Regions from separate parts of the Homo sapiens genome. Here region 1 is linked to region 2. Evidence: chromatin loops called from intact Hi-C (ENCODE). Cell type or tissue: PC-3. All regions are shown on one strand. Each heading gives the region's core, and the rest is flanking DNA. Links, peaks and the distances in the headings are about the cores only.

Region 1 (16,087 bases), core at 7,161-11,160, 150 kb before region 2:
TACAATTAAATGAATTTTTGATCTGTTAAATTCACCATTGTTTATTATTTAAATACCACATAATCACTAAAAACCATAAAAACTAGAAATAACAAAACTTCTATATACTATGAGAATAAACGGAATTTTATTAAATTACCAATACTTAACACAGGCATTTCCCAAAAACTTTTAAAGAATAATTCAAATATTAACACTAGGTGGGAACGTCATACAGTTAACATTATCTAGAGTTTCAAATATTTCAATAGAAACTATATATGACTAAAGTTCAAATCTCACTCTAACTTTTTTTTTAAATTGAGCTTCTCAGGCTATTCTAATTTTGACCCTTCTGATTCTGTAATGTTGAAGAGATTTGTGAGAAGGAATAAGGAAGAACTGAATTTTAAACCCATCCTTTTAGATATCTCATCATAAGTTTATTAAGCCATTGAATTCAGATAAATAAGTAAGAAAGCTTTGAGACAGACGGCCAGGTGCAGTGGCTCACGGCTGTAATTCCAGCACTTTGGGGGACCAAGGCGGGCAGATCATGAGGTCAGAAGATTGAGACCATCCAGGCTAACACAGTGAAACCCCCTCTCTACTAAAAATACAAAAAATTAGCTGGGCGTGGTGACAGGCACCTGTAGTCCCAGCTACTCGGGAGGCTGAGGCAGAAGAATGGCATGAACCTGGGAGGCAGAGCTTGCAGTGAGCCAAGATCGTGCCACTGCACTCTAGCCTGGGCAACAGAGCGAAAATCCGTCTCAAAACAACAACAACAAAAAATAAAGCTTTGAGACAGCCAAATGCCTAGGCAGATAAAAAGGGGTCTCCAGAGCCACTGCAAAAACATGCCAAATTGTAAAGACCATCGAGGCTAGGAAGAAACTGCATCAACTAATGAGCAAAATAACCAGCTAACATCATACTGACAGGATCAAATTCACACATAACAATATTAACCTTAAATGTAAATGGGCTAAATGCTCCAATTAAAAGACACAGACTGGCAAATTGGATAAAGAGTCAAGACCCATCAGTGTGCTGTATTCAGGAAACCCATCTCACGTGCAGAGACACACATAAGCTCAAAATAAAGGGATGGAGGAAGATCTACCAAACAAATGGAAAACAAAAAAAGGCAGGGGTTGCGATCCTAGTCTCTCATAAAACAGACTTTAAACCAACAAAGATCAAGAGAGACAAAGAAGGCCATTACATAATGGTAAAGGGATCAATTCAACAAGAAGAGCTAACTATCCTAAATATATATGCACCCAATACAGGAGCACCCAGATTCATAAAGCACGTCCTTAGAGACCTACAAAGAGACTTAGACTCCCACACAATAAAAATGGGAGACTTTAACACCCCACTCTCAACGTTAGACAGATCAACGAGACAGAAAGTTAACAAGGCTCTCCAGGAACTGAACTCAGCTCTGCACCAAGCAGACCTAATAGACATCTACAGAACTCTCCAACCCAAATCAACAGAATATACATTCTTTTCAGCACCACACCACACCTATTCCAAAATTGACCACATAGTTGGAAGTAAAGCACTCCTCAGTAAATGTAAAAGAGCAGAAATGATAACAAACTGTCTCTCAGACCACAGTGCAATCAAACTAGAATTCAGGATTAAGAAACTCACTGAAAACCACTCAACTACATGGAAACTGAACAACCTGCTCCTGAATGACTACTGGGTACATAACGAAATCAAGGCAGAAATTAAGATGTTCTTTGAAACCAACGAGAACAGAGAGACAACATACCAGAATCTCTGGGACACACTCAAAGCAGTGTGTAGAGGGAACTTTATAGGACTAAATGCCCACAAGAGAAAGGAGGAAAGATCTAAAATTCACATCTTAACATCACAATTAAAAGAACTAGAGAAGCAAGGGACAAACACATTCAAAGCTAGCAGAAGGCAAGAAATAACTAAGTCAGAGCAGAACTGAAGGAGATAGACACACAAAAAACCCTTCAACAAATCAATGAATCCAGGAGCTGGTTTTTTGAAAAGATCAACAAAATTGATAGACCGCTAGCAAGACTAATAAAGAAGAAAAGAGAGAAGAATCAAATAGATGCAATAAAAAATGATAAAGGGGATATCACCACCGATCCCACAGAAATACAAACTACCATCAGAGAATACTATAAACACCTCTATGCAAATAAATCAGAAAATCTAGAAGAAATGGATAAATTCCTTGACACATACACCCTCCCAACACTAAACCAGGAAGAAGTTGAATCTCTGAATAGACCAATAACAGGCTCTGAAATTGAGGCAATAATTAATAGCTTACCAACAAAAAGAAGTCCAGGACCAGAGGGATTCACAGCTGAATTCTACCAGAGGTACAAGGAGGAGCTGGTACCATTCCTTCTGAAACTATTCCAATCAGTAGAAAAAGAGGGAATCCTCCCTAACTCATTGTATGAGGCCAGCATCATCCTGATACCAAAGCCGGGCAGAGACACAACAAAAAAAGAGAATTTTAGACCAATATCCCTGATGAACATTGATACAAAAATTCTCAAAAAAATACTGGCAAACCAAATCCAGCAGCACAGCATATCAAAACACTTATCCACCATGATCAAGTGGGCTTCATTCCTGGGATGCAAGGCTGGTTCAACATACACAAATCAATAATCATAATCCAGCATATTAACAGAACCAACGACAAAAAACACATGATTATCTCAATAGAGGCAGAAAAGGCCTTTGACAAAACTCAACAACACTTCATGCTAAAAACTCTCAATAAATTAGTTATTGATGGGACATATCTCAAAATAATAAGAGCTATCTATGACAAACCCACAGCCAATATCATACTGAATGGACAAAAACTGGAAGCATTCCCTTTGAAAACTGGCACAAGACAGGGATGCCCTCTCTCACCACTCCTATTCAACATAGTGTTGGAAGTTCTGGCCAGGGCAATCAGGCAGGAGAAAGAAATAAAGGGTATTCAATTAGGAAAAGAGGAAGCCAAATTGTCCCTGTTTGCAGATGACATGATTGTATATCTAGAAAATCCCATCGCCTTGGCCCAAAATCTCCTCAAGCTGATAGGCAACTTCAGCAAAGTCTCAGGATACAAAATCAATGTGCAAAAATCACAACCATTCTTCTACACCAATAACAGACAAACAGCCAAATCATGAGTGAACTCCTATTCACAATTGCTTCAAGGAGAATAAAATACCTAGGAATCCAACCTACAAGGGATGTGAAGGACCTCTTCAAGGAGAACTACAAACCACTGCTCAATGAAATAAAAGAGGATACAAACAAATGGAAGAACATTCCATGCTCATGGGTAGGAAGAATCAATATTGTGAAAATGGCCATACTGCCCAAGGTAATTTATAGATTCAATGCCATCCCCATCAAGCTACCAATGACTTTCTTCACAGAATTGGAAAAAACTACTTTAAAGTTCATATGGAACCAAAAAAGAGCCCGCATCGCCAAGTCAATCCTAAGCCAAAAGAACAAAGCTGGAGGCATCATGCTGCCTGACTTCAAACTATATTACAAGGCTACAGTAACCAAAACAGCATGGTACTGGTACCAAAACAGACATATAGACCAATGGAACAGAACAGAGCCCTCAGAAATAATGCCACATATCTACAACCATCTGATCTTTGACAAACCTGACAAAAACAAGAAATGGGGAAAGGATTCCCTATTTAATAACAAATGGTGCTGAGAAAACTGGCTGGCCATATGTAGAAAGCTGAAACTGGATCCCTTCCTTACACCTTATACTAAAATTAATTCAAGATGGATTAAAGACTTAAATGTTAGACCTAAAACCATAAAAACCATAGAAGAAAATCTAGGCAATACCATTCAGGACATAGGCATGGGCAAGGACTTCATGTTTAAAACACCAAAAGCAATGGCAACAAAAGCCAAAATTGACAAACAGGATCTAATTAAACTAAAGAGCTTCTGCACAGCAAAAGAAACTACCATCAGAGTGAACAGGCAACCTACAGAATGGGAGAAAATTTTTGCAACCTACTCTTCTGACAAAGGGCTAATATCCAGAATCTACAATGAACTCAAACAAATTTACAAGAAAAAAACAAAAAACCCCATCAACAAGTGGGTGAAGGATATGAACACACACTTCTCAAAAGAAGACATTTATGCAGCCAAAAAACACATGAAAAAATGCTCAGCATCACTGGCCATCAGAGAAATGCAAATCAAAACCACAATGAGATACCATCTCACACCAGTTAGAATGGTGATCATTAAAAAGTCAGGAAACAACAGGTGCTGGAGAGGATGTGGAGAAATAGGAACACTTTTACACTGTTGGTGGGACTGTAAACTAGTTCAACCACTGTGGAAGTCGGTGTGGCAACTCCTCAGGGATCTAGAACTAGAAATACCATTTGACCCAGCAATCCCATTACTGGGTATATACCCAAAGGATTATAAATCATGCTGCTATAAAGGCACATGCACATGTATGTTTATTGCAGCACTATTCACAATAGCAAAGACTTGGAACCAAGTCAAATGTCCAACAATGATAGACTGGATTAAGAAAATGTGGCACATATACACCATGGAATACTATGCAGCCATAAGAAATAATGAGTTCATGTCCTTTGTAGGGACATGGATGAAGCTGGAAACCATCATTCTCAGCAAACTATCGCAAGGACAAAAAACCAAACACCGCATGTTCTCATAGGTGGGAAATGAACAATGAGAACACACGGACACAGGAAGGGGAACATCACACACGGGGGCCTGTTGTGGGGTGGGGGGAGGGGGGAGGGATAGCATTAGGAGATATACCTAATGTTAAATGATGAGTTAATGAGTGCAGCACACCAACATGACACATGTATACACACGTAACAAACCTGCACGTTGTGCACATGTACCCTAAAACTTAAAGTATAATAAAAAAAATGCACACACACAAAAAAGGGGTCTCCGGAGAATCTCTGAACAGCCCCACAAGTGTTTACATCAGATGCTTTCGTGCAGATGAGGGAACCTGCCCATGACCTTGTCTGAGCATGCCCACATGCGCACTGGGGGAACGGGGTGGAGCCACCAGTAGCAAGGAGGATCCTGGCCTCCTCAGTTCCTGTGTGGTGGCCTGGGATTCAACCTGTGAGGTTGGGGGCCTGTTAGCAGGAGTCCATCTCACTGTGCTGGGTTTTTTGTTTCTTTTTTTCCCTTTTAGCCTAATAATATCCTGTTCTACTCACCTTTCAATGTGTCTGCATGCCTAAATTTCCCTGGTTGCGTGACAAGAGCCCGGTTTTAGCTGAACTAAGGAGCAAAATTCGGCAACAGCTTGATGTTCAATTTCCTTATCTACAGGGAATTTCAAATCCAATACTGCATCTTCAACTATATGTTTGAAAAAAGCAGCATCTGTGAGGGCCCAAATCTATGTATATAGAATCTATTGCTTTCTGATTTCTCCTCCTACCCTGCATCATACTCTTATTCCTGGCATTTCTCCATCACTTGTCATTCTGTGAGCAGAAGCCATAATATATTTTTGAATTTTTCACAATGTCCAAACACATTATGTGCCCATAACACACTCACAGTATTTGTTAAATGAATTTAAAATACTGAAAATAAGAGAAGATACTACTTCTTGAAGACAAGGAATAAAGCAACACATCTGGAAGTAATTTCTAGTTCCTTCAACTAATGGAAAATGAATAAGCAACAGTAAGAATCAAAATGCAACTTTTTATCAATGTCACATCTAAGTACATTCTTGCACTTTATATAAAGTATTTCAATATCAACTATAATGCTAAGAAAGAGAGAAAGAAGAAAGGAAGGAGGGAGGGAGGGAGGGATGGGGGCTAGGTAGGTAGATGAGGGAGGGAGGAAGAAAGAAAAAAAAGAGAGGGGGAGAGAGGTGGGGAAGGTGACAATTGCCTGAAATATGGCCCCTATCTACGTAACACAAATGGTCCTCTTCAAGAGTTTTTTGACTACATATAGTGAAACTAACTGACAGCATCAACAAAAACTTAGGGAAAAGGAAAACACATTTACCTAGATAATCTCTTAGGTTCATTTAAAATTCTTCATTTAAAGCCTCTCTAAAATTAAAGAAGTTAGGCTACTTGTGAAATGTTAAATGGAAAATGAATAATAAACAACCACAAATACAAAGGTACTAAGGTACAGAAAATCTACTTCACTAGAATTCCTTAATTTAGGGAAAGCACCTCTATATTTGTTTACACACTTTGTTTAGAAGGAAACCCTTGATAAACTAGGGAAAGTGAGGCATTCTGCCCCTCCCAAGAGCATTTAAATGTGGGAGAAATTGCCTTCCACAGGCAAGGGAAGTAATTTCTTTATGTTCCAGAAAGAGAGGAAGGAAAAAGACAGAAGAGATGAAATGAGCAATGTGACATATGGTCTGTATTAGTCCATTTTCTTGCTGCTGATAAAGACACACCCAAGACTGGGCAATTTAGAAAAGAAAGAAGTTTAATTGCACTTATAGTTCTACATGGCTGGGGAGGCCTCACAATCATGGTAGGAGGTGAAAGACATGTCTCACATGGCGGCAGACAAGAGAAGACAGCTTGTGCAGGAAAACTCCCTTTTTTAAAACCATCAGATCTCGTGAGACTTATTCACTCTCAGGAGAACAGCATGGAAAAGACCCGCCCCCTTGATTCAATTACCTCCTACTGGGTCCCTCCCACGACACATGGAAATTCGAGATAAGATTTGGGTGCGGACACAGCCAAACCATATCATGGTCATAGTTTACAGTTGGGTGTAAAGGTGCAGATACCAGGATGAAATCAATTTTCAGACCCAGACAAAATAGGGCCAGGAAGGCACCAAGGAAAGGAGGCTCATGCTTACATGTCTGTTTCCAGTGATGTCCTAAAATCCCTGTAAGAAATATGCATCTCCTGCCTTTGACAAGGTTTATCACTGTATATTCTTTAGGACGGCAGTAACTCAGATAAGTTGCTCTTGGAAGAACACTTGCCCAGTAACAGCATCTCTACGAATGAATTGTCAACAACTTGGACTTTGAACTTCTGAAACCAATAAACTCTCTTTCTAAGCAGCTTATGTACATCTCTACCTTTTGGCTAATAAAAGCTTCCCTTTACTCTTCCCTCACTGAATGCACTTGTAGCTTGCCCTTTCATCCATTCCACTTTATAATCCTTATTTCTCATTCCCAAGAAAACTAAACATATTTAGAGATAATTTTCTCTAGTGTCTTTTTTTAGGTTAACATAGGTAATATGATCCCTCCTGGTAACCCTTAAATCTTCCAGACAATGTGCGTAGATTTTCTGGGGAATTCATTTAAGTGAAAAAATTCTATATACAAGGTAACAAAGGGTGGGACAGAGCCTCTCAAAGGAATACCATAGTACGGAATTAGAGCAGGGAGATAAACAAGGAAAACAAACAATTATGGGTAGGACTTCAGACTGTCAATAGCTATGGGATTGTCTAGATCCATGTTTTAGATGTGATTATGCTTTTTACTTAAATAACAAAGGAAGGACATCTCATTTTCTTAAAAACTAAAATTCTTATTAAATAAATAAATGGGATAATTTGTCAATCATGTACTCCCTTATTTTCTTTACATTTTTCCTTAAATTCTTTTTAAGAATTTAACCTGTGACTTTCCCTTGGTGTTAAGAGCACAAATAAAATCACTGGGACAAAACATCTTACCCGCTACTTTGTTTGCTTCAAAACATCAGAAAACCAAGTAGTCTTCCTTAAAGATAAACTGAATTTTTATTTCAATAATTAGGAAATAAATGCTACACTGAACTAAATGCCAAAATTATACGGAAGAACGGCAATACAACAATTTATCATTGTGTCGATATGCCTAATTGATCAAATTAGAAGAAGAAAAAAAGGAGAGAAAGGAAAGGTAGAAAATCTCAATAGACCTAAAATCAGTATAATACAAATAGATTCTAAGGGACCGGACTTTCTATATTATACTTCAATATTCTACCAGTCAGTATTCTAGGCTCTTCCATATATTACCTCATTTAGTACTCAAAACAACCCCATTAGATATCTCCATTTCATAAAGGAGGAAACAAAGACACAGAATGTTAGGTAGGTTACCTGCCTAGGGTTATAAACCAAGCAAAACAGCCAAGATTTGAACTCAGGCAATATAATTCCAAAAATTCTCTCAACTCCTACACTGTACTGCATATTATTATTATTTACAAAGTGATTCATATATCTTCAAAGTTTTGTTTTTAAGATTATGGTTATATTTATCAAATCAAATTTTCTGAAAATGTAACACAGTATACACCAAATTATGATGCAAAAACACTGATATTTAGCTATTCAGAAATAAGTATGATCTCTAACACATAGCTTTAAAAATGATAAATCCTAGAGCACAGGATAAGAAATAGATAACAACTGTATGGTCATCTATTATGTTTAACTATTGGGAATTAATGTCAGTAGTGCAGAATAAAATTCTTACCTGGCATTCAGTATGAGATATATAAATATATAAAAACAGTTAAAAATAGTTTTCTAAAGTGGTAAACTAAAATCTATCTAACATTTAAAGAATAAAGAAAAGAAAAAAACAGAGCTGAAATACCTGCACACTCCACGTAAGACAGTTTCTTGAACTATATTAATCATTATTTAACCATGTCTTTAAAGGAGGGAAAAAACCTCCAAATTTTCTAAAAATGGAAACCTCTTTTAAAAAAATGAAATGAAATGCTGTACTAAGTGGAATTACAGTTCTGGAATGCAAGTGTTAATTATTTTATGATGAACCAACAATGAACACCTATAGCATAATTTAAGGCTGCTGTAGTTTTACAAGGATAGAAGAAAAACTAAATATTATTCTCTAAAAAAGTGATTTTATACTACAAATGAAACAAAAATTTAAGAAATATGAGCGAATTAAAAACTAGTATGTCAGTCTTATTTTAGACTAAACTTACATAAGAAAAAAGATAACAGAACTCTAATGTAACCTAATATATAGGTTTGTACAAGCAAAAATTAAAGACATATACTAGAAAACTTGATAATATAAAATTGATTAAAACTAACATCCTTATAATATGAAGTTTTTATCAGAAAAAATTAGTAAGAGTAAGAAGTATGAATATTCTAGAAATGGCAAATATTTACACACAAACTTAATTCAATGGACAAATAACACACTTAATTCTCAAAATGACTGAATTAAAAAATTTAAAAAGTAGGCTCAGTATCTAAGGGAGTATATAATTAATTCACCATTGTTTTTTTAAAAAAAAACTTTGAGGATGTTTTTAAAATCTTCTACCTTGACAATTAAGCAGCTCTTTTCAGAGTGTCAAAGGTTATAGATATATACACACACACCATATATATACACACATATATATATATGCATTAAAGTAAGTAGTACTATTCTCCCACACTGACTAAATCAAAAATATTAAGGGTCTTACATATTAAATATACAATTCAGGTCTACGATATGTATCTACAGACATATTTTTGAAATAAGAAAAAAGTTAGAGAAATATGAATAAAAAACATTTCAAGTTACACCCAGTGCTGCAATGGGCTTTGTTATCACAGAATCTTTTACAGTCTACCTATTTTGGTCCAGCCCAGCTGCTGTGGCAAGTGGTAGTGGTGAATCAGAAGGAAGCGGCAGCTGCACATACTCTCTGGCAGCAGAATAAATGCAGTCCCTGTCCCCAATTATTTCTCTCCCTGGCCTTTCCCTGACACAGGCAACAAAAGTGAGTAGTGAGAAAGCAAGCCTGAGCAGCTGCCTTAATCATTCAGATCCCTGCTGCAGCTCTCACACAAAGACTTGTGTCTAAGTGGCATATTCTATAGGCTGTGCAAAACTCTGAAGGAAGCCTGAACCCTATGAAAGTCATCACAGAGCCATCCAGACACTCAAGCCAAAAACCTTGGAATTTTCCTAGACTCATTCCTTACCCTGCACCTGAAGTCAGTGGCCAAGTCCTTTCAATTCTATCCCTTCAGTCTCAAATCCATTCCCTCAACTCCATCCTCACTGCTTACAACTCTCTTATTTTGGCACTTTATTTTACTTCAGGCTTCTCAAATACATGATCCATACTGCTGCCTTCAGAAGTATTTTTTCTAAAATATAAATCTGAATATCTCAATTATTTAAACGTCTTCCATAGCTACCTATTACTAAGAGTGTATGGTTCAGAGCCTAGTTACTGAGATAGCAGTGGTTTTCAACCTTGATTTAAGACACACAGGAACAAAAAGGGGGAAAGGAGTATTACTCAAAATACTTAATATGATAAATAAGATTCTTCATGATTTGATCCTAACTAGTTTCTTGTCACTTTATGTTACAAACCCTGTGCTCCAGTCAGACTGAACTACTTACATTTCCCTCAAGGCACCCTGTTCTGTCAAATCTCTGAATCCTTCTGTTCTGACGGAATGTTCTGTTCATGCTACTAGGAGACTCTTACTTATCCTTTAAAATGAAGTTGAATGTCCATATCTCTATGAAATGTTCCTTGACCCTCTCTTCTTATGTCTTGTTTATATGACAATCTCCCTTTTCCAGACTGTCAGCTTTTGAAAGAGGAATTATGGCTAATTGGTCTTCATAATTCTTCCACCCAGCACAATTACATTTAATATACTTCAGAAGGAAGGAGAATCTTGGCACTTGGCAATATCATACTTCTCTCCATTATATCTCTTAAATTCTCTTCAGTTTAAGAAGTCATTTCAGAACATCTGTGCCATCAAGGCATTGTGGGATGAGGTATGAGGGGACAGGGTAGAGTATAGTGAGATGGAGAAACAAAAATGAACAAGAGATGTTCCCAGACTTAGAAAAGCTTATCTAGAGAAGGAAATAGACTCAAATAATAATAATAATAATAATAATAATAATAATAATAATAAAGACGGAAGAAGAATCTTTAGTAATAAAGATCTCGAAGGAGGATATCCTCTTAAGCAAATACTCTGGAATTGACTGATGATAGTGTTTGTAACACAACTAAAACTAAACACTGCCTCAATGACCTCTACTTTTTGACCTGGAAAAGTAATTAAGGAAGCCAGTTTTACTTTACCAAAGCATGTTATATTTTTCTGACCTCTGAATGCAAACAATTTGAGTTTAAAGAGTGAAATAAAATTAAGACCTTTTGGCATTAGAAGGTTAGGTGTTTGTTTGTTTTAGGTTGAAAGAGGGTGGTTCCTGTCAGAATGTTTCATGGCTTGGGAATCAGAGACCCTTCTAGATGTAAAACAGTAATAATAAATACTTATTTCAAAATTTAATTATAAATTGACAGGAAAGATATAAAATGTTTCCTCATAATTTTCTTATTTAAAATTAGAAATTCCTCAGAGTTAACAAACACTTCTGTCTAATGCTCACTATTATTATTACAGATAGGCTCACAGCTAAATGTGTAATTCAGGAAAAGAAAAGGCAATATTCCCCAGGTCAAGAAAACGTTCAGGACTCGATAATCAAAAAGCTTTGCTTATACTAGGAATTACTGGGGATAATAGGCAAAACACATGGTTTTAAAGGGAGTTCAGTGAGGAAAGAATATTCTTTTCAACAAATGGTACTGGGACCATTGGGTATCTCTGTGCAAAAATGATGAACTTGGACCTTTAGCCCACACCACATACAAAAATTAATTTAACATGGATCTGAGGCCCAAATGTAAGAGGTAATATTACAAAACTTTTACAGGAAAACATAAGAGGAAATCTTCTTGGCCTTTGGTTAGGCAAAAGTGTCTTAGATACAACACCAAAAGCATGATCCATAAAAGAAAAAATTGGTAAGCTGAATTTCATCAAAATTCAATGTGTTATACTTCAAGAAACATCATTAAAAAATAAAATAACAAACCACACTCTAGGAAAACATATTTACAAAATATAAATATACATATATATATATATATATATATATTTTTTTTTTTTTTTTTTTTTTTGGGAGATGGAGTCTCACTCTGTCACCCAGGCTGGAGTGCAGTGGCATGATCTCGCCTCACTGCAACCTCTGCCTCCCAGGTTCAAGTGATTCTCCTGCCTCAGCCTTCTGAGTAGCTGGGACTACAGGCACATGCGACCACACTGGCTAATTTTTTGTATTTTTAGTAGAGACGAGCTTTCACCGTGTTAGCCAGGATGGTCTTGATCTCCTGACCTCGTAATCTGTAATCTGCCCACCTAGGCCTCCCAAAATGCTGGGATTACAGGCATGAGCCACTGTGCCCAGCCACAGATTATATTTAATAAAATGCTGATATCCAGAATATATAAAGAATTATAAGATATATATATATGGCAAGTGCTTTGTAAAATGACATTCTTTTTTTAACTATTAATTTTTTTATTTAAAAAATCACATAATCAAAAAATAACTTTTTGTAACTTTATAATAAAACAAATGACCCAACTTTAAAATGAGTAAAAGATCTGAACAGACATCATACCAAAGAAGATATATGGATGGGTAATAAACACATAAAAAGAAGCTCAATATCATTAACCATGAGGGAAAGACAAATTAATGAGATACCAATTTTTACTCGCAACAATGGTTATAATCAAAATGACAATAATAAACATTGCTGAGGATGTGGAAAATGGAAACCCTCATGCCAGTAGGAATGTAAAATGTACAGCCACTTTATAAAACAGTTTGGCAGCTTCTGAAAAGTTAAATACAAATTTGTTACATGATCCAGCATTCATTCCTAAGTATATATCCAAGATATATGAAAACATACATGCAAACAGTATGAATATTTATAGCAGCATTATTAATGGTGTCCAAAAAGTGGCAATAATCAAAAAGTCCATCAACTGATGAATGGATAAGCAAATAGATAACGTGTAGTATATCCATTCAATGGAGTATTATTCAGCAATAAAAAGAAATGAAACATGGATATATATACTACAATATGAACCTCAGAAACATGAAAGAAACCAGACACAAAAACCACATACTTATGATTCCATTTGTATCACATGTCTAGAATAGGCAAGTCTGTGGAGACAAAAAAGAGCTAAGTGGTTGCCCAAGTCTGGTGATGGGAAAGGGGGCTAACTATAAACTAACATGATGGATCTTTTGGGGTTGTCGAAGGTTCTAAAACTGGACTGTAGTCAGGTTTGGTACAAAATAAAATGCAGGCACTTTGTTTAAAAAGCAGGAAAACATTTTTTTCCTTTCTTCTAGGGTCTCTCTCTTGACCTGTTATGGTACTTTATTTGCTATTTAATGCTGTATCCCTCAGTCATGAGATACTCATTGGGTAAATGCAGACCCTCAGAGGCACACAAGGCACATACATCCAGTCCTGACCTTCCCTGTGTCCACAGCCTCACCGTGGGTAGAGGCAGCAACAATGAGCAGAAACAGAAAGAAGGTGGTCGAAAACATGTCTCAAGGTGGGAAGAATACGTGGTTCAAAGCCCCTAGAGCATGTTCAATTGTCCCATCAGACTTTACTTACAAAACGATAAATCTAAACATAAAATTATTAAGAATTCAAGATGACAACCACAGAGTATTAAACTCCAAGTACAGGGCACCCTTGTGAATTCAGGGCTCCTTTCTGGGCATGGGGCCCTGTGAGACTGTACTGGTTACACATACATGAAGTTGGCCCTGATTGTAGTGATGGTTGTACAACTTGGTAAATTTACCAAAAATCACTGAATCATATATTTAAAATGCGTTACCTTTGTGGTATGTAAATTTTACTTCAATAAAGTTTTTAAAAGTAGCTTTAAGTCTTTGGTAGTAGCACACTAAAATTAACGAAATTGGGTAGAGCATCATAGACTCTGCATGTCTACCCTTTGTCTTGAGTCTAAACCTCAAACAGTATCCCAGGCTGAGTGCCTTTTACAGGGCCAAATAAGCAATAGGTCCCAAAGGATGACCTCTGATAAAGGAGATGTATCTCAAGAAGGCCCACATCAAGTCAGAAGATATAGTTTTCCTTTTGAACATGTAAATTAACTTTGAAATAATAAGAACCATACATATTGGTCTTTGCCCACAGTCCCTGGCACAGGGCTAATAAACTTATAGATAGGGTGGCAAGGAGAATCTTTTGTTCTAATATTTGGTCTTTGACTCCATTTCTTGACACAGAGCTCCTAAATGCCTTAGAATTTCCTGGGTAATAGGAGCATCTTTTGTTTGAAGGAAGCAAATCTTATGGGTTCCTGAATGGCCTCAGGATGGGGTTGGTTCACAAGGGGAACCAACCATGCAGTTAGCAGGCTGGAACTTCTAGCCTCACCCTCTGACCTCTAGGGAAGGGAGGAGGCTGAAGGTTGAGTTAATCACCAATGGCCAATGATATAATCAACAGAGCCTACATAATTAAGCCTTCATAAAAATCCAAAATGACAGAGTTGGGATGAGCTTCTGCACAGCTGAACTTGTGGAGATCCGTGGCGGGTGCGTGGCATGTCAGAGGGCATGGAAGCTCTGTGCTCCCCAACTATGCACCTCTTCCATCTGGCTGTTCACGTATATCCTCTGTAATATCCCTTATAATAGTTGGATAAACATAAGTAAAGTGTTTCCCTGAGTTCTGTGAGCCGCCCTAGCAAATTAATCAAAACTGACGAATGGTCTGTGGGAACCCCCAATTTATATCTGGTTTGGTCGGAAGTATAGGTAAGAACCTACTACTGGTGACTGGCATCTGAAGTGGAGGGCAGTCTTATGGGACTGAGCCCTTAACCTGTGGTATATGATACTATCTTCAGATAGACAGTGTCAGAACAGAACTGAATTAGAGGACGCCCAGTTGGTGTCTACTGGACTGGAGAACTGCTTTGGTTGGTGTGTGGGGGGAAAACCCCACAACACCTGTCGTCAGAAGTATTGACTGTGGTGTGTGAGAGTAGGAAGCGCATTTTGTTTTTTTCATATCTCTTTCAACAACTCTTTGTGGGTAGAATAAGGGTGATTTCTGAGGTAATGAGTTTACCTCATAACTGGAGAAGACCTTTTAACTACTAGGGATTTCTAACCAGAGAGTAGGGCCAAATGAACAGTATTGTGATGAAAGTCCACAATCATGACTGAATTTCCATCAAAAGATCTCCTCTTACACTGAGCAATTCTATGTGCTAAAGTGCTTCTGACTGACCTACTCTATGATCCAGAGTTCTATAACATTACTCTGGCATTTCTGTGATAACATAATTTTTCTTGAAAGATCTTATATTCTGCCAAATGTGAACTTAAAAGTTAGAAGTGAAATCGGGGACAGTCCACACAAAATCTACAATATAAATCTCAAAAACATGAAAGAAGCCAGACATGAAAGATAACATAACCAGGGACCCAACAAAAACATTAATTATTCCTCCAAAAAGTATTAACACAGTTGATTTTTTAAAGCTTGGTTAAGTTCCAAATAAACAGATGATACAGTAAATATAGGTTTTATAAGAAACGTAAGAAAAAAGTGAATGTAACCTGATGGAAGGAAGTGTAAGGAAGGGATAAGGTTGCTAAGTTATAAAAACAAGCAAAATGAGCAAAACTTGGGAAGAATTCCACAAGTAGCACTTCCAAGACAGGATGCATGGCAAAACTAAGCCAAAAGGAAGAACATGGTATAACTAGACATCCTGTACAGCACTCTCTTTACTCCTCTGTGGCTTCATGCATCCCATTGTGTTTTTGTTTCCATATACAGTCATCCCTTAGCATCTGTGGGGGATTGCTTCCAGAACCCCACCCCCAGGATACCAAAATCTGCAGATGCTTAAGTCCCTTATATAAAATGGCACTGTATTTCCATATAACCTGTGCATATCTTCTCATATACTTTATTTATTTAATTTATTTTTCACCCCCCTGGACACCAGGGAGCATATACTTGGTTAGTTATAATACCTAATACAACGTATTATAAATGCTATGTAAATAGGTGTTGTCGTGTATTGTTTAGGGAATAATGACAAGAAAAAAGTCTGTACACATTCAATGTAGGCC
Region 2 (16,087 bases), core at 5,455-9,454:
ATGCCAGGTGCCTTGTCAAATGCAAAGCTGAACCCTCAAATGTTTGATGAGTACAAGAATATACATTCTTGTGAATCAATTAAAAACAGTTGATACTAGCAAATAATTATAGACTAAATTATATAAGCTATATAAAGCAGATGTGTGAGAATAAACTATCATCTCCTACCTCAACAACAGAAAATTCCAGAAGATCCATACAGAGAATGTGGGGCTATGAAGGCAAGAACTGTATTTGGTTTATGACAAGCAATGCTTAACTCAAGGTGAAATAGTTCTAAAAATACAATGTTCTCATTTTTGTTTTCTTGAAAGCAAAGTATATCAATGTTTGCTCAACATTTGCTAACATTTTCAATTAATCATTTAAATCCCTAATAAACACTAGGGAAAATCAATTAATAAAATAACAGACAAGTTTGAGACCCGTTCCCCAGATTGTTTCAAAACCTAAGTTATATTTTATATTTGTAATTTTTTATTTTTCTGATTAGTATTGACAACTATTTTTGAATTACACTAATAAAGAGGGGGAAATGGAAACCTTTTAAAAAATCAAATGGCCACCCAACAATCAACTTAATTAAATGAGTTATTATAGGTAAAAGAACTTAAATCAATTCCTGATACATAGTAAATGTTCACTGAGTGCTAGCTGGCTGGGCGTGGTGGCTCATGCCTATAATCCCAGCATTTTGGGAGGCTGAGGCCTCCTGAGGTCAGGGGTTTGAGACCAGCCTGTCCAACATAGTGAAATCCCATCTCTACTAAAAATACAAAAATTAGCTGGGCATGGTGGTACACACCTGTAGTCCCAGCTACTCAGGAGGCTGAGACACAAGAATTGCTTGAACCTGGGAGCCAGAGGTTGCAGTGAGCTGAGATCACACCACTGCACTGCAGCCTAGGCAACAGAGTTGAGACTCGTTCTCAAAAAAAAAAAAGTGTTAGCTATAGCTACACATTTATCAAGTCCTTTCCACTTGACCAAAGAATTCTTACACTTTCCAGAAACTAACTGTAAAAAGAGTATTTTCGTTGCCTGGCACGGTGGCTCATGCCTGTAATCCCAGCACTTTGGGAAGCCGAGGTGGGCGGATCACAAAGTCAGGAGTTCGAGACTAGCCTGGCCAACATGTAGAAACCCCATCTCTACTAAAAATTAGCCAGGCACAGTGGCGGGCAACTGTAATCCCAGAAGGCTGGGGCAGGAGACCTGCTTGAACCCGGGAGGCGGAGGTTGCAGTGAGCTGAGATCACACCACTGCACTCCAGCCTGGGTGACAGGGCAAGACTCTGTCTTGCGGGGGAAAAAATATTTTCAGCCTTGTGTAGTGGCTCACATCTATAATCCCAACACTTTGGAAGGCCGCAGCAGGAGGATCATTTAAGTCCAGGGGTTCAAGACCAGCCTGAGCAACACAGCAAGACCCTCATCTCTATTTAAAAAAAAAAAAAATGTTTTTAGTTAGCTGGGTGGCTGGGCGCAGTGGCTCATGCCTGTAATCCCAGGACTTTGGGAGGCAGAGGCGGGTGGATCACCTGAGGTCAGGAGTTTGAGACCAGCCTGGCCAACATGGCAAAACCTCGCCTCTACTAAAAAAAAAAAAAAAAAAAAAAAATTAGCCAGGCATGGTGGCACGTATCTGTAATCCCAGCTACTAGGGAGGCTGAGGCAGGAGAACGGCTTGAACCCAGGAGGCGGAGGCGGAGGTTGCAGTGAGCCGAGATTGTGTCACTGCACTCCAGCTTGGGCGACAGAGCAAGACTCCATCTCAAATTAAATAAATAAAATAAAAAATAAAAGTAAATTAGCTGGGCATAGTGGCCTGTAGTCCCAGCTACTTGGGAGGCTGAAGTGCAAGGATCGCTTGAGCCCAGGAAGTTGGAGATACAGTTAGCTGTGATCGCACCACTGCATTACACCCTGGGTGACAGAGTAAGACCCTATCTCAAAAAATACGTAAATATTTTGCTCTTTATTTAAAAGTAAAACTAAAGGCCGGGCGCGGTGGCTCACGCCTGTAATCCCAGCACTTTGGGAGGTCGAGGCCAAGGAAGGCAGATCACGAGGTCAGGAGATCGAGACCGTCCTGGCTAACACGGTGAAACCCTGTCTCTACTGAAAATACAAAAAATTAGCTGGGCGTGGTGGCAGGTGCCTGTAGTCCCAGCTACTCGGGAGCCTGAGGCAGGAGAATGGCGTGAACCTGGGAGGCAGAGCTTGCAGTGAGCCAAGATCACACCACTGCACTCCAGCCTGGGCTAGAGCACAGCTTTGCTGGTAATAATACATTCTTCCAAATTTGTACCAACATAATGGTATGTATTATTATAACAAAGTAAGAGAATATGCTACTTTGAAGGTACATAACTTTGCTTCTAAAAAGCATGGTCTACATAAAGACCATGATTTAAAAATAAAAGCTGCACTAAATATGATTTTCTCCTTTTACAGATAGCAAGACAAAATGACCTGTCCAGGTCATAGTTTAAGTGCAGGCCAGAAATCTGTCACCTAATCTCTGGGGATCTCTCTACCAACTGAATAGAATGTTACAGGTCTAGCCAAACCCCACAGCTTCAGAACCAGGAGATCTCATAGTGTTATTTATCTGTGGTTCTGGAGTATTCAAACCAACAGGTCTTATTAGAAAGCTTAGACCCACTTGACAATGAATGATTAGGTTTATGTTACTCTATGGCAAATCTAAAGGTCATACCAAATTCATTATCATCACCTACGAACATCTACTAGGGATTTGTTATAAGTAGTAAATCCGTCTAATGAAGTATGAAATATAAAGCCATACTATAAAGAAGTATAAGATTTTATCCCTGCCTTCAGGGATGTATTATATAGTTAGGAAAGAACACACCCATAAAACAACAGAACAAAGTTATGTCTGCTAAGTGTTAATATAAGTGGTAAATTCATTCCTGAGCAATTATTTATTGAGCAACTGAGAGGGAGCAGAGCATACTGGTTAAGGGCACAGACTCTGAAGCCAGTTTGCCTGCTTTTCCTTATTTAAATTATTAAACCTCTCTGTGCCTCTGTTTCCTTCCTTGTGAGAAATAAAAAGAATACCTACATAGGGGTAAAAACCTAGCTTTCAGAGCTGATGAGATTTACATTAGTTAATACAGGTAAAATGCTTAGAAATATACCAGACACATAGTACACTCTCAATAAACATTAGCCATTAGAAATATTACTTAATACAAGGAATACCCAGTAAGGACCAGATTTCAAAGGAGCCAGTAACAAGGATTACAACTGTTAAAGGATTCAAGAAATAGGTTGAATTGAGCTGGGCCATGAAAAATGTGCTGGCCTTGAAATATGAAAGAAGGATGACATTCCAGGCAGAGATCACAAAAAAAATAAAGGTATCAATACACACAGTGTATACATGGAACAATAAACACAACGTTTTGACAAAAAATAAAAACAGTCCATGTAAGGTAGTCCTTCTCACCCTTTTCTACCACAGTATTCTTAAATGATAAAGAATGAACTTCCTGGAAAATTGGGGAAATGGCCTCAAATGGTCCCCCATAAGCTCAACATGTCTTCAAATTGTATCACGTTTTAGCTTAAAAAGCTAAAACTTCATGAAAGTTCTATTTGACTCCATAATTCAAACAGCCTTATTTCATTGAAAAATGTCCTCAAATAGTTACCAGTTATTCAATTACTCAATCTTTTTCATATTCTTTAGGTAAAATTGACATTCCAGGAAGATGTCTATGGATTCATGTACCACCAACATAACAGCACACTGTAAGGAACAAGTATACTTCTGTTAAAAAAAAAAAAAAAATCACACACACACACACACACAAACAAAATCCATGCATACATGGAAATACGGCATAGGAAAGAGGTAGTATTACAAATCAATGTGGAAATAAATGACTACTAAATAAATACTTGAGACACTAAATAAATGCTTTCTAGATAAGGAGAGATGCTTCTAGATAAGGAGAGAAAAAAACTAGATCCCTATCTTTCACCCTATACACAAAAAGAAATCCCCTATGAACAAATGACTAAAGATCAAAGAGAAAACTTTAAACTTTTATCAAATTATAGGAGAATATAATTACGAGATCAGGGCAGAAATTTCCTAAAAGTAACTAAAAAAATTTAAACCATGTAAAGGAGATTGATAAATTTCATTTTATCAAAATTTAAGGCCAGGTGTGGTGGCTCACATCTGTAGTCCCAGCACTTTGTGGGGGCCAAGGCTGAAGAAGCACTTGAGGTCAGGAGTTTGAGATCAGCAAGACCCCATCATCTCTAAAAACAACAATTTTAAATTTAAAACTTTTCATAAGTGGGAGGGGAAACACAATACTATTAAAAGACTTGCCACAAACTAGAAAACAATTTTTTCATCATACATAAAAGATAATATTCATACTATATAAAGAGGTTCTACAAATCAATAAATGATGCTATAGAAAAATGAGTGGATTATATGAGCAGGCAAATTACACCACACAAATCCACTTGCTTCTTTTTTTGTTTTTAACAAACTTATTTCCTCACTTAAAACTTGATTTTATAAAACACAAAAAAAAATTTTTAAGAGTTCTGTATCACAGAACATCAAGCAGTACAAATATCCATCCCTTCACAGGTTCAAGTTACATAAATTAAAGTCAAATAATTGGAAACTGATTCGATAGGGAAAATTATGCATGAAATGAAGGTCAAAAGGAGCTACACAGCAATATTTCATTGTTTATAGATTATTAGTTACTTTCAGGACTTTAACAAAGATTCTGAATATTTAGACTTCCTTTGCTGTATTTTATAATTAAATATCTCCCTACCTATACTGAGTCAAGCTACTTGACCAAAACATCTGATTTAGGAAAGCACTTAGCTTTATAGCACAAGTTTTTCCATCTACAGTTACTATCTTCAAAGGAATATACATCACAATGTTGACAAAAAAAAAACCTCCTGGTTCCTTTTGAATAATGCACAATAAATTCATGATGTTAACTCCATGGTGAGTCAAATAGGTACCAAAAAAACAAAAGGAACAATTACACACAGTTCAGTAAGTATCATTTTGGTTTTCTCCATGTATAAATTAACCAATGAAATAAAACATATCAACTATAGATGACTTGATTTCAGGAAAACCACATTTCAAAATTACAATTACATTATTTCCTCATGTCATCTTCAGTCATTGACAGGAATTTTGTAGGCCACCATGCTATTTACTTTGTGGATTGTAGTAGTAAATGAACAAAGGCAGACTTCCTCAGAATTGGTAATAAACTGTGGTCCCGACTCTTCCCATTTTTCAGGTACAACCAAATCTTTGTCTGTGTAAATCAGCAGATCAAATGAACAAGAAACTTCCAACAGTGGCAGAAATGTCACTGTAGCTGTGATCTGTCTGATGACTGAACGGATTTCATCCTGAATAGCTTTCTGAGACTTTTCTCTGGGTGCACTGTCATCTTTTGCAGTCTTATCACACTCAATATCAAACTGTCATCTTTCCAGGACCTCACCACTTTCAATATTTGAGATAACTACAACCAGTTTCTGAACTGAACACTTGTATAACCAATCTTTTAGTTGTTCCACCACATTATTTAGGTATTTTATGAGCTCAAGATCAGTAGTTACAAGCAAGGTGAGTCCGTATTTCTGCACTCGAGTAAAGATTTCAGATGGATAAATGCCACGCTGATATAAAATGCTGTTGATGCCGAATGAGAAGAACTCGTCCACGATTTCGGCACTCCCACGCAGGGTGATTCCCTGCTCCCGGGAGAGCTGCAGCGCCATGGCCAGGGACACATGGCCAGGGACACAAACAAAGGCACGCGCTTTCACTACACGGACAGCAACCACAGCGGCTCCAACAGCACTTCCCCGCCAAGAGTTTCAAAAGTAAAGACCATCCACTTGCTTCTTAGAGTAAGTTCACTCTAGCAGGAAACAGCTTCTTTTTTTTTTCTTTTTTTCTTTTTTTTTCTTTGAGACGGAGTCTCACTTTGTTGCCAGGCTGGAGTGCAGTGGTGCGATCTCGGCTCACTGCAATCTCCACCTCCCGGGTTCAAGCGATTCCCCTGCCTCAGCCTCCTGAGTAGCTGGGATTACAGGCGTGCACCACCACACCCAGCTAATTTTTTGTATTTTAGTGGAGACGGGGTCTCACCATGTTGGTCAGGATGGTCTTGATCTCCTGACCTCATGATCCTCCTGCTCGGCCTCCCAAAATGGTGGGATTACAGGTGTGGGCCACCGCGCCCAGCCGGAAACAGCTTCTTAAGGATTCTACTTATTTTGTTTCCACGGGAAACTTTCAAGAGAAGAAGACAAACTATAGTCCCAATGCTGTAGTTGATTTCCTGGCCATAACAGATCATCATCCCTCTTTAGAGTCCCCTCATCCTCTGCTAGCACTTATGCTGGTGTAAGCAGCTTGCCAGTAGAGCGATCCAGATCCTTTTATCTAAGAGGTTTGAAACTCTGGTTACCATGCCCTTTTTAGGCAATGGCTACTGTATTTGTACATTTATTAAAATAATGGGCTTAGGAACACCATGAGACATATCAGCGGATCCCCTGAATGCCAGACATATTCTTCTCTGTCCATACCGTGATAATGATCAGAGTCAATTACCCTTACCAGGATGGTGACTCCTTTTCTTCCCTAGTGATTTTGGCAAGAGGAGCCCAAAGTGACCAGACAGCAGGCATGGCTTAAAATTTAATGGAACTCTCATTGTGTCTGTTCCCTAGTAGGGCATTTCTACTTCTGGAGACAAGAACCTCTAAGCCCACAGGGTCTAAAGCTATATGAATGGAAAGCATAAATTCCTCAAGTAAGGATTGGGTATGATAGTAAATGAGACCACTCCTATTCCATCCCTTGGTTGTTGAACCCGTGTACATATTACCTGTTGAGGATACTTAATATAATGAATATCCATATGATGGCCAAGCATTCTGGAGGGATGAAACCCATCCTTGTAGAGGATCACCTCCAATCTGGCATCTCAGTTGTACCTTTATGAGCCCATTACAACTGTTCTATCAATCCAGAGGATTATAGGTGGAGCAGTATGAGTTAAGACCAGTGGATTCATGAACTTTGGCCCACTGCTACACATCTTTCCTGTAAAGTGCGACTCTTGGTAAGAGACAATATTACTCAAGATCCCGTATTAGTGGATCAAACACTCTGTAAGTCCTCAGATAGTGGTGCTGGCTGTGGACTTATGGGCAGAAAAAGCAAACATGTGGACCCAGAATATGTGTTAATCCCAAACTAGAAGAAATGCTGTCCCTTCCAAGGTGAGGGAAGGTACAGTTTTAGAGGCTTCCACTTGATCTTCCCCCACTAGGAAAGCACTTAACCAAACTGGTCAAGGAGCCAAGTTGAGAATTCTGCCAACTACCATGTATGTTGATTCCAATTACAAAACTAGGAACCAGAGAAAGGACTCTGATAACAGAGACACACTGTGAGTTAAATCTGGGCCAGAACTCTATTTATTATAATTATCTGAGTCTCATACACCCCTCCCCATTCTAACAAGAGTAGGTCATAGCACTTTAGGTCCCCAGATTTCAATGTCATTTCACTCTGACCAATAATTCTTCATAGGTTTGCAGCCAAAACTGAATCACTGAAGATGACTAGCAGAGCAAGCATCAAGTAGTAACTGGGCTGAATAGTGACTCAGAATCTTAAAAGAATCAAAACAAACCCACTATCACCAAGTTAGACCCAGCACAGATTTCAAAGTCTGCCTGGCATTCCTTCAGTTGTTGCCAATAGAAATGAATTCTCAGACTGCTCTGGTTTGCTCCAGAACCCAGCCTATTAAATTCAGCCAACTAAGCATAACCATCTAGCTATTTGTATGGCTATTATACTTGTTATGGTCTACTTTGTTCTCATCCTAATCTTTCCACTAGAAGATGCTTCTATAGATAGCATCTATAGAAGATAGATACTCCTAATGCTATGTTTTATATTCAGTTAGATACTTTGATGGCACAAGAGCAGACTCTATGGTAAACAAAGATGTAAACATGAAAGGTATCAGTGTAGAGATAACCTTTTCCCAATATTTATTATAATCTTTTCCCAATATGTATTATGGAATGAGAATGGGGGGACTAAGCAAAAAGAGGACCTCAACAGGCTAGCCATACAAGCAATTAAAAAAACATCCAATATGAAGGTAAAGAAAACAATTGTAAATTTAAAAGTATGCAGAAAATACATGAGATTAAATCAAATACCTTTATTTGGACTGCTTATGCTACATCAAAATTTTAAAATAGACTGAAAAACAAAAATTTTGGGGGGGGAGAGGTGGGGTACAAGTAAAGACGAGGTCTTGCTGTGTTGTCCAAGCTGGTCTCAGATTCCTGGCCTTAAGCGATCCTCCCAACTCAGCCTCCCAAAATGCTGAGATTACAGGCATGAGCCACTGCACCCATCCAAAAACAAAATCTTATATGTAGTAGAGTGTCAATAATGGGATTATACAAAGAGAAACACATACCTTACCTAGAGAGCTAGTTTCCTAAAGCTATTTAAGCATATTTCCCCTTCTCCCAACTACTCAAATTAACTTCCTAAAACACTATTCAAAGGCTGGGCATGGTGGCTCACGCCTGTAATCCCAGGACTTTAGGAGGCTGAGGCAGGTGGATTGCTTGAGCCCAGGAGTTCCATACCAACCTGGGCAACATGGCGAAACCTTGTCTCTACTAAAAATACAAAAAAATTAGCCGGGAGTGGTGGTGTGCACCTGTAATCCCAGCTACTCAGGAGGCTGGGGTAGGAGAAACACCTGAGCCCGGGAAGTCAAGGCTGCATCAGGCAATGATCATGCCACTGCACTCCAGCCTAGGCAAAGAGAGTGAGACTCTGTCTCAAAAAAACAAAAACCAAAACAAACAAACAACAACAAAAAAAACCACAACACTATACAAGTCCATTTAAATTTAAATGTTGTACACCTTTTTCCTGCCATGATCACAATCACTGTATTCTCATGTCCTCCCCATCACCCTCTGGAACCACTTATAGTGAATATGATCCAAAGTATTCTCAATACGTAATACATACTCATATTGCAGACACTTCAATCAGTGATACTAGTTCTGGAATCCCACCATCTTTATCCTCAGTTATGGCCTCCCCTAAAAGTATCTGCTCCTCCCCCCCCAGGACAGTTTTCAGCATCTGGCTTATATGGTCTGGTCTCCCTGTTCACCACTATACCTATCATCATTTTTGGCAACTTGAACATCCTCATAAATAAGCCAGGCATTATCCTAGACATTTAATTCCTTGGACTGCCTCACTCCAATGATCTCTTGCCCCATCCCACTTAAGTCACTCACCCTCATACCTTCAGCCTGCAATCTTGTCATTATCAATATATATATATCTCTCTGCTGGGTTGTCTGTTTCTAGCATCTCACTCTCTGAACACCTTTCCCTCTCCTTTCAGATGACTTGCATTAAATACCACTACTCTATCCTTTGACCTCACAAGGAGCTCCCATCCACTGACACTACTACTTTTCCCTATTTATCACCCCTCTCAAGGTCCTAACCTCATCCTTACACAAGCATACATTACAGCATCTAGAATTAAAACCAATCCTTTGCAAATGCATTTAACTCACTTGCTCCTCTCCACTGTTGTTCCACCTGATCCATCTATGGTTGAAGCCATCTATCTACCAGTCCATGACTGTATCTGAGCAGCTAAATTTTGCTGAAGAAAAACATCTCATAACCTTACTGAAGTTCACACTAAAATTATTCACACTAAAATTAACACCACAGATCTCAGATGAAGACTCAACACTGCCAGACATTCCTTCTACAATTTTTAATTAAAGTCATTTTCCCATTCCCTGAATGAACCATTTCATACTTTCTTCTCTCTCCTCAGACTTCTCACATTTCCCATTCTCACCTCAATCATAGCTAGTGACCTAGCCTCATACTATAGAGACAAAAATAATCTCATTTCTAAACACCAATGCCATCAATCTACCTGTTTCTATAACCATATTAACTGCATTCCTTCAGGTTAAAATGAAAAAAATATCTCTGTTGTTATCTACAAGTCAATACCTCCCCTCCAGTTATGCTCTATATCCCACTTCCTAATCCCTACTCAAGTATTTTACTTTTATAATTATCTCCCCCTTCTCCTGCATTATGAGTTTCTTCCTCTTCTGAATCATTCTTATTGGAATGCAAGCATACCTTAATATCAACAACCATTTTTTTAAATTGACTCTACATTCCTTTGCAGCTACTACCCAATTTCCCCATTCCCATTCACAGCAAAATTCCTGAAACAAGAGTTGTCTATACTGCTATGTCCCATTCTCTTTAACTCATTCTGATTAGTCTTTTATTCCTGACTTTCCACTGAAACAATTCTCATGAATTTTACCAATATCCTCAATCTTGCCAAAGCCAATAGTTAATTAACAGAGAAGAATTTTCTGTCCTCATCCAATACCACCTCTTAGCAGCATTAACTGACCACTTCCTCCATCTGGGAACACTTTATTCTCTAGACTTCTGTGACCTCACACTTAACTAGTTTTCCTATTACCTGTCTCTCTTTCTCTGTTTCTTTTTCTGGCTGCTTCTCCTCTGTAAACCACCTAAAAGTTGAAGTGTTCCAGAGTTATGTCGTGGGCATTCTTCTCCCCCTACAAATGATCATATCCAGTCTAAACAGCTGTAAATGTGCCTCCCAAATCTGATTACGGCCCTGATCTCATCCCTCAGCTCAACCAACCACCTAATCAATGACTCCTAATCAATGACAAAACATGACAAGTTTTGACTCCTAAACAATGACAAAACATAACAAGTCCAAAGCAGAATACTTGATTATTTCATACTGCTCTATCTGCTCCTCCCCCAGTTATTCCTATTTCACTAAATGTCACACAATCCACATAGTTGCTAATGCCAAAAACCTAGGAGGCTTCCTTGATTTTTCCACTTCCTAATTACCCACATCTAATTAATACCAAGACTGATGACTCTACATCTAAAATACAATCTAAAATACATCTGCTTTTGGCCATTTGCACTGTTATATGCCACTATCACTTATTACTTGAAGTACTGCTAAGATTTCCCAACTGTTCTCCTTACTTCGACTACTTATCCCCAACACTTACCCACCTTCTTCCTCCAAATGTAGTCTCTACAGAACAGCCAAAATCGTATCTTTAAAATGAAAATTAGCTCATTTCTCACCCTTGTTCATGACCCAATGGTGTCTCATATTAAATAGCATAAAATACAAATGACTTACCACACCATTGAAGATACTACATGACCTGACCCCTACCTAACTCTTCAGCTTCATTCCTATCATTCTACCCCTCTCTTCTTTCTTTCCTTCCAACATGCCAAGGTTATTCAAGCCTTAGGGCAACTGCATTTGTCTTCTCAGCCATACATTCTGTTCTTCCCAATCTTCCCATGGCTGCCTCCTCTCATCACTCAAGTATCAAATCAAATGTCACCTCTTTAGAAAGACTCTTACTGGAAAAATTATCCCTACTCCTAAGTCTTCCTCCACTTGTGCCACAAAACAGCCAAAATTCTTGTTAGAAATTGATCTGTCTTTTAAAAGATCTTATCCATCAGACAATATCTCCTCCTTAAAGAGGACTTTTTTACCATCCAATCTAAAATTGATGACCCTGTTATTTTCTCTCATAGCTAATTATGCCAGATTGTCTCTTGGCAACTTAAAACCATTTTCATCATTCTGTGCTCTTCCCAGGGACTAGAAATCTGGAAACTACATTCATTTTCCAAAATCCCTAAGACCAAAGCTCCAGTTTTGCTTCTACCTCTTGAGAACATCTTGAGAAACATCTGAAAAGCTTTGGAAGGCAAAAAGACAACAGAAGCATTACTGTTCCTTCAACAGCAAAGGACAGCACATGGGCATCAGCATATGACACATTAGGTTTCACTCACAGCTTTCAGGTACTCTTCTGTGAACCACCTGCTTCAAACATAAGAGACAAGTGGAATCAGCAGCAGCAGTTTTTCAACAATTCCTGTTCTTTCTGACTTTCTGAATGGGGCAGTTTCTCTTACATTACTGTCTAGCCCTTCCTAACAGGTTTGTAAGCCTGTAATTGCCTGAAGTAAATTCTTCATGGCTTGAAATATCTAGGGTGGTTTTTGCTTTCCTGACCAAACCCCAATTGATATATATCCTGCTTTTTATGGCCCACTTATCAAAATCAAGAATCTTATATTTCTTAATTTTTGTGTTTAATATCTGTCTCCCCAAATATATTATTCCATGAACACAGTGATCACATTTGTTATGCTCATTATTGGTATCTCAAGCCCTGTGTTTTGGTGCAAATAGTGGTTGAATGAATGTAACACCTTAGTAAAATACTTCCACTCACTACATCAAACATAACAACTCCAACTCTCAAAGTTTCTCTACAGTCTATCACAATTTCAACTTATTAAAATAAAAAACAGGCCAGGCGTGGTGGCTCACGCCTGTAATCCCAACACTTTGGGAGGCAAAGGCGGGCAGGTCACGAGGTTAGGAGATCGAGACCATCCTGGCCAACATGGTGAAACCCCCATCTCTACTAAAAATACAAAAATTAGCTGGATGTGGTGGCGTGTGCCTGTAATCCCAGCTACTCAGGAGGCTGAGGTAGGAGAATCGCTTGAACCAGGGAGTCAGAGGTTGCAGTCAGTGAGCCGAGATCACGCCACTGCACTCCAACCCGGCGACAGAGAGAGACTCTGTCTCAAATAAATAAATAAATAAATAAATAAATAAATAAATGTTTTAAAAAATTAAAAAAAAAAAACAGCAGCTCTTGGACTTTGCCTTCCTTACTTCATTTGCTTATTCAGACACCTCAAAGCCTTGGGATTACTCTTCATTTCTACCTAGCACTCTGGAACTCTTCCTCTTTCACTACAACACAATCAAGAAATCTCAGACTAGCTTTTTACTTTTAGACGTATAAGATTATATACTTTGTGATTAACAAGAAATGAGGTTATCCTGTGATGAAACCACTAATGCAACCTGAGTTTCTAATCTAAATATCTGATTTTGATTTTTTTTTGGAAAGCCAAGAATTGGCTTTTTTTTTTTTTTGAAATGGGGAGTTTCACTCTTGTCCAGGCTGGTGTGCAATGGCACAAATCTTGGCTCACTGTAACCTCCGCCTCCTGGTTCAAGCAATTCTCCTGTGTCAGCCTCCAGAGTAGCTGATTACAGTAGTAGAGTACAGGCACCTGCCACCACACCGGGCTAATTTATGTATTTTTAGTAGAGACAGGGTTTTACCATGTTGGTCAGGCTGGTCTCAAACTCCTGACCTCAGGTGATCCACCTGCCTCCGCCTCCCAAAGTGCTGGGATTACAGGCATAAGCCACCGCACCCGGCCAATTCATCATCTTTTAATTTATTTATGTCAATTTCTTTAGAGATGTGGGGGTCTCACTCCGTTGCCCAGTCTGGAGGCAGTGGTGCAATCAGAGCACAATGCAGCCTTGAGCTCCTAGCCTCAAGCAATGCTCCTGCCTCAGCCTCCTGAGTATGGTTTTGATCTTAATTTTAAATTCCCTAGTGATTACCCTGTAATAAAACTCATAATCAAAAATAATCTTAGAGCCCTTAAAAATGCGCTCTTTAATTCATCTAAACAAGTGTTCAACAAGGGAAAATGAAACCTTCCAGTACAACTGAAAGCAAGCATAAAATTGCTCTCCATTATTGTTTAGTTTTACAGAAAACTCCTATTATTCAGAGAACTAAAATACCTTCAAAGAAAATTTACCCATCATAGAAAATGGACACTTTTTCACCGAATTCAAAGCAATTCAATAAATATTCATTAGGTGCCCATCATGTAGCAGGCACTGTTTGAGGCATTAGGAATACTTCAATAAGCAAAACAATGATCCCTGCCCTCATAGAGCCTATATACTAACATGGACAGATAAATTACGTAGTGTTAGAAGAGAAGAGCTAGGGAAAGAAGAAAATGTAGGGCAGGGTGAAAAGTGCTCAGGATAGTAGAGAGAGTGAGGTAGGCAAGGATTGTAATAAGATCAGAGAAGCTGGAGAATGATCATGTAAGACAGAAGGGACGCTATAAGGACTTTGGCTTCTACTCTGCATGAAATGAGGAGCCACTACAGAGTTTAGAATACAGAAGTGGCAGAACATAAATTACTTATTTTAAGGCTCATTCTTGGCCACTGTGTGTGAAAGCAGACTATAGGGACAAAGGCAAAAGCAGGCAAACTAATGTATGAGCCACTACCATAAATTCGTGAAAAAGAAGTAACAGAAGGGAGAGTAAAAAGTGGACAAATTCTCACCTTATACAGGCATTAACAGAAGAGGAAACAGAAACTACCAAAAAGCATGAAAAGGGGAAACAATCAGGGAAATGCATTTTAAAACCACAGTAAAATGCCACTTCACATCTGAATTTTTTTTTTAATTTTAAAGTCTGACAATACCAAATGCTGGCAAAGATGTAAAAAACAAAACAAACAAACAAAAAAACCCTCCATACTGCTGATAGGAGTGTAAACTGTACAACCTCTTTAAAGAACAAAACGGCATTTCCTAGTAAAGTTAAAAATGGACATGCCTTATTACCTAATAGTTTTATTCTACGTATATATACTAGAGAAACCATAACTCATATACACCAGTGGACATATACAAGAATGTTACAGCAGTATAATTTCCTATAGCAAAAAAGAAATTTGGAAACAATACCTATGTCCATTAACAGCAGAATGGATAAATAAAATGCAGTACAGTCCTACAATGGAATACTATATAACAGTGGAAATGAACAAATTACAACTATGTGCATTAACATTGTGAATATCAAAAATATAACTCATAAACACAATGCTGAATGAACAAAGTAAGTTGAAAAGAACAAATATACAAATTAAGAACCCTTGTGCCTTTTGGTAGAAATATAAAATAACGCAACCATTTTGGAAAGCAGTATGAAGATTCCTAAAAAAATTGAAAATAAAACTACCATATGATCCCACAATCCCACTGCTGGGTTAATATTTCAAAACATATTTGAGCAGAACAGAATATTTGAAAAGAATATGTGAAAGGAACAGAATATATGAAAATAACAAATATATAAATTAAGAACTCTTGTGCATTTTGGTGGGAATATAAAATGGTGCAATCATTATGGAAAACAGTGTAAAGATTCCTAAAAAAAACTTTAAAATAAAACTACCATATGATCCAGCACCTCTGGGTAAATATTCCAAAGAATTCAAAGCAGGATCTCAAAGAGATATTTGCATACCCATGTTCATTGGAGCATTAACACAACAGTCAAGAGGCAGAAGCAACCCAAATATCCACTGATGGATGAATAGATAAGGATACTATATATATATAATGAAATATTATGCACCTTTTAAAAAAGGAAATCCTGTCACATGCTAAAACATGGATGAACCTCAAGAATATTATGCAAAGTGAATAAGGCAGTCACAAAAAGACAAATACTACATAATTCCACTTGTATGAAGTATCCAGTCAAAATCACAGAAACAGAAAGTTAAAAAGTGATTGTCAAAGGCAAAGGGCAGAAAAGAAGGGAAAATTAGTTTAATGGGTATAGAATTTCAGTTTTACAAGATGAAAAAGTTCTAGAGATTCATTGCACAACAATGTAAATATACTTACTACTGAACTATACACTTAAAAATAAAGGTAAAGATGGTGGCCAGGAATGGTGCCTCACTCCTATAACCCCAGTGCTTTGGGAGGCCAAGGAAGGAGGATTGCTTGACCTCAGGAGTTCAAGACTAGCCTGGGCAACATATCAAGACTCTGTCTCTACAAAAAAAACATTTTAAAAACACATTTTAAAAACTAGCCATGTATGTGCCTGCAGTCCTAGCTACTCAGAAGGCTGAGACGGGAGGATCATTTGACCCCAGGAATTCAAGGTTGCAGTGAGCCTTGATGGTG

The links. A loop is a pair of places that touch in the nucleus more often than their neighbours do. Peaks named below come from ENCODE experiments on the same cell type or tissue, not always from the same donor. Only the 100,000 strongest peaks of a DNase experiment are listed, where the experiment ranks them.
Region 1: a loop joins it to region 2, with 1.8 times the contacts of the local background. A loop is called at or near these places in 1 of 110 quality-filtered maps.

The regions. Positions count from the first base shown.
Region 1 is chr14:60,925,103-60,941,189 of GRCh38, reverse strand. All of the region lies in intron 7 of MNAT1 (MNAT1 component of CDK activating kinase), which reads right to left. Among named protein-coding and RNA genes, the nearest start is that of TRMT5, 48 kb to the left of the region's middle. RefSeq lists an enhancer at 6,665-6,959. In PC-3, for the core only: no CTCF peak of the experiment used is centred there; no DNase peak of the experiment used is centred there.
Region 2 is chr14:60,769,715-60,785,801 of GRCh38, reverse strand. The region is part of intron 1 of MNAT1 (MNAT1 component of CDK activating kinase); the gene reads right to left. It also overlaps the pseudogene MAD2L1P1. Among named protein-coding and RNA genes, the nearest start is that of MNAT1, 43 kb to the right of the region's middle. RefSeq lists enhancers at 5,309-5,809, 5,810-6,310. In PC-3, for the core only: no CTCF peak of the experiment used is centred there; a DNase peak (open chromatin) is centred at 7,701; H3K27ac peaks cover 992 bases.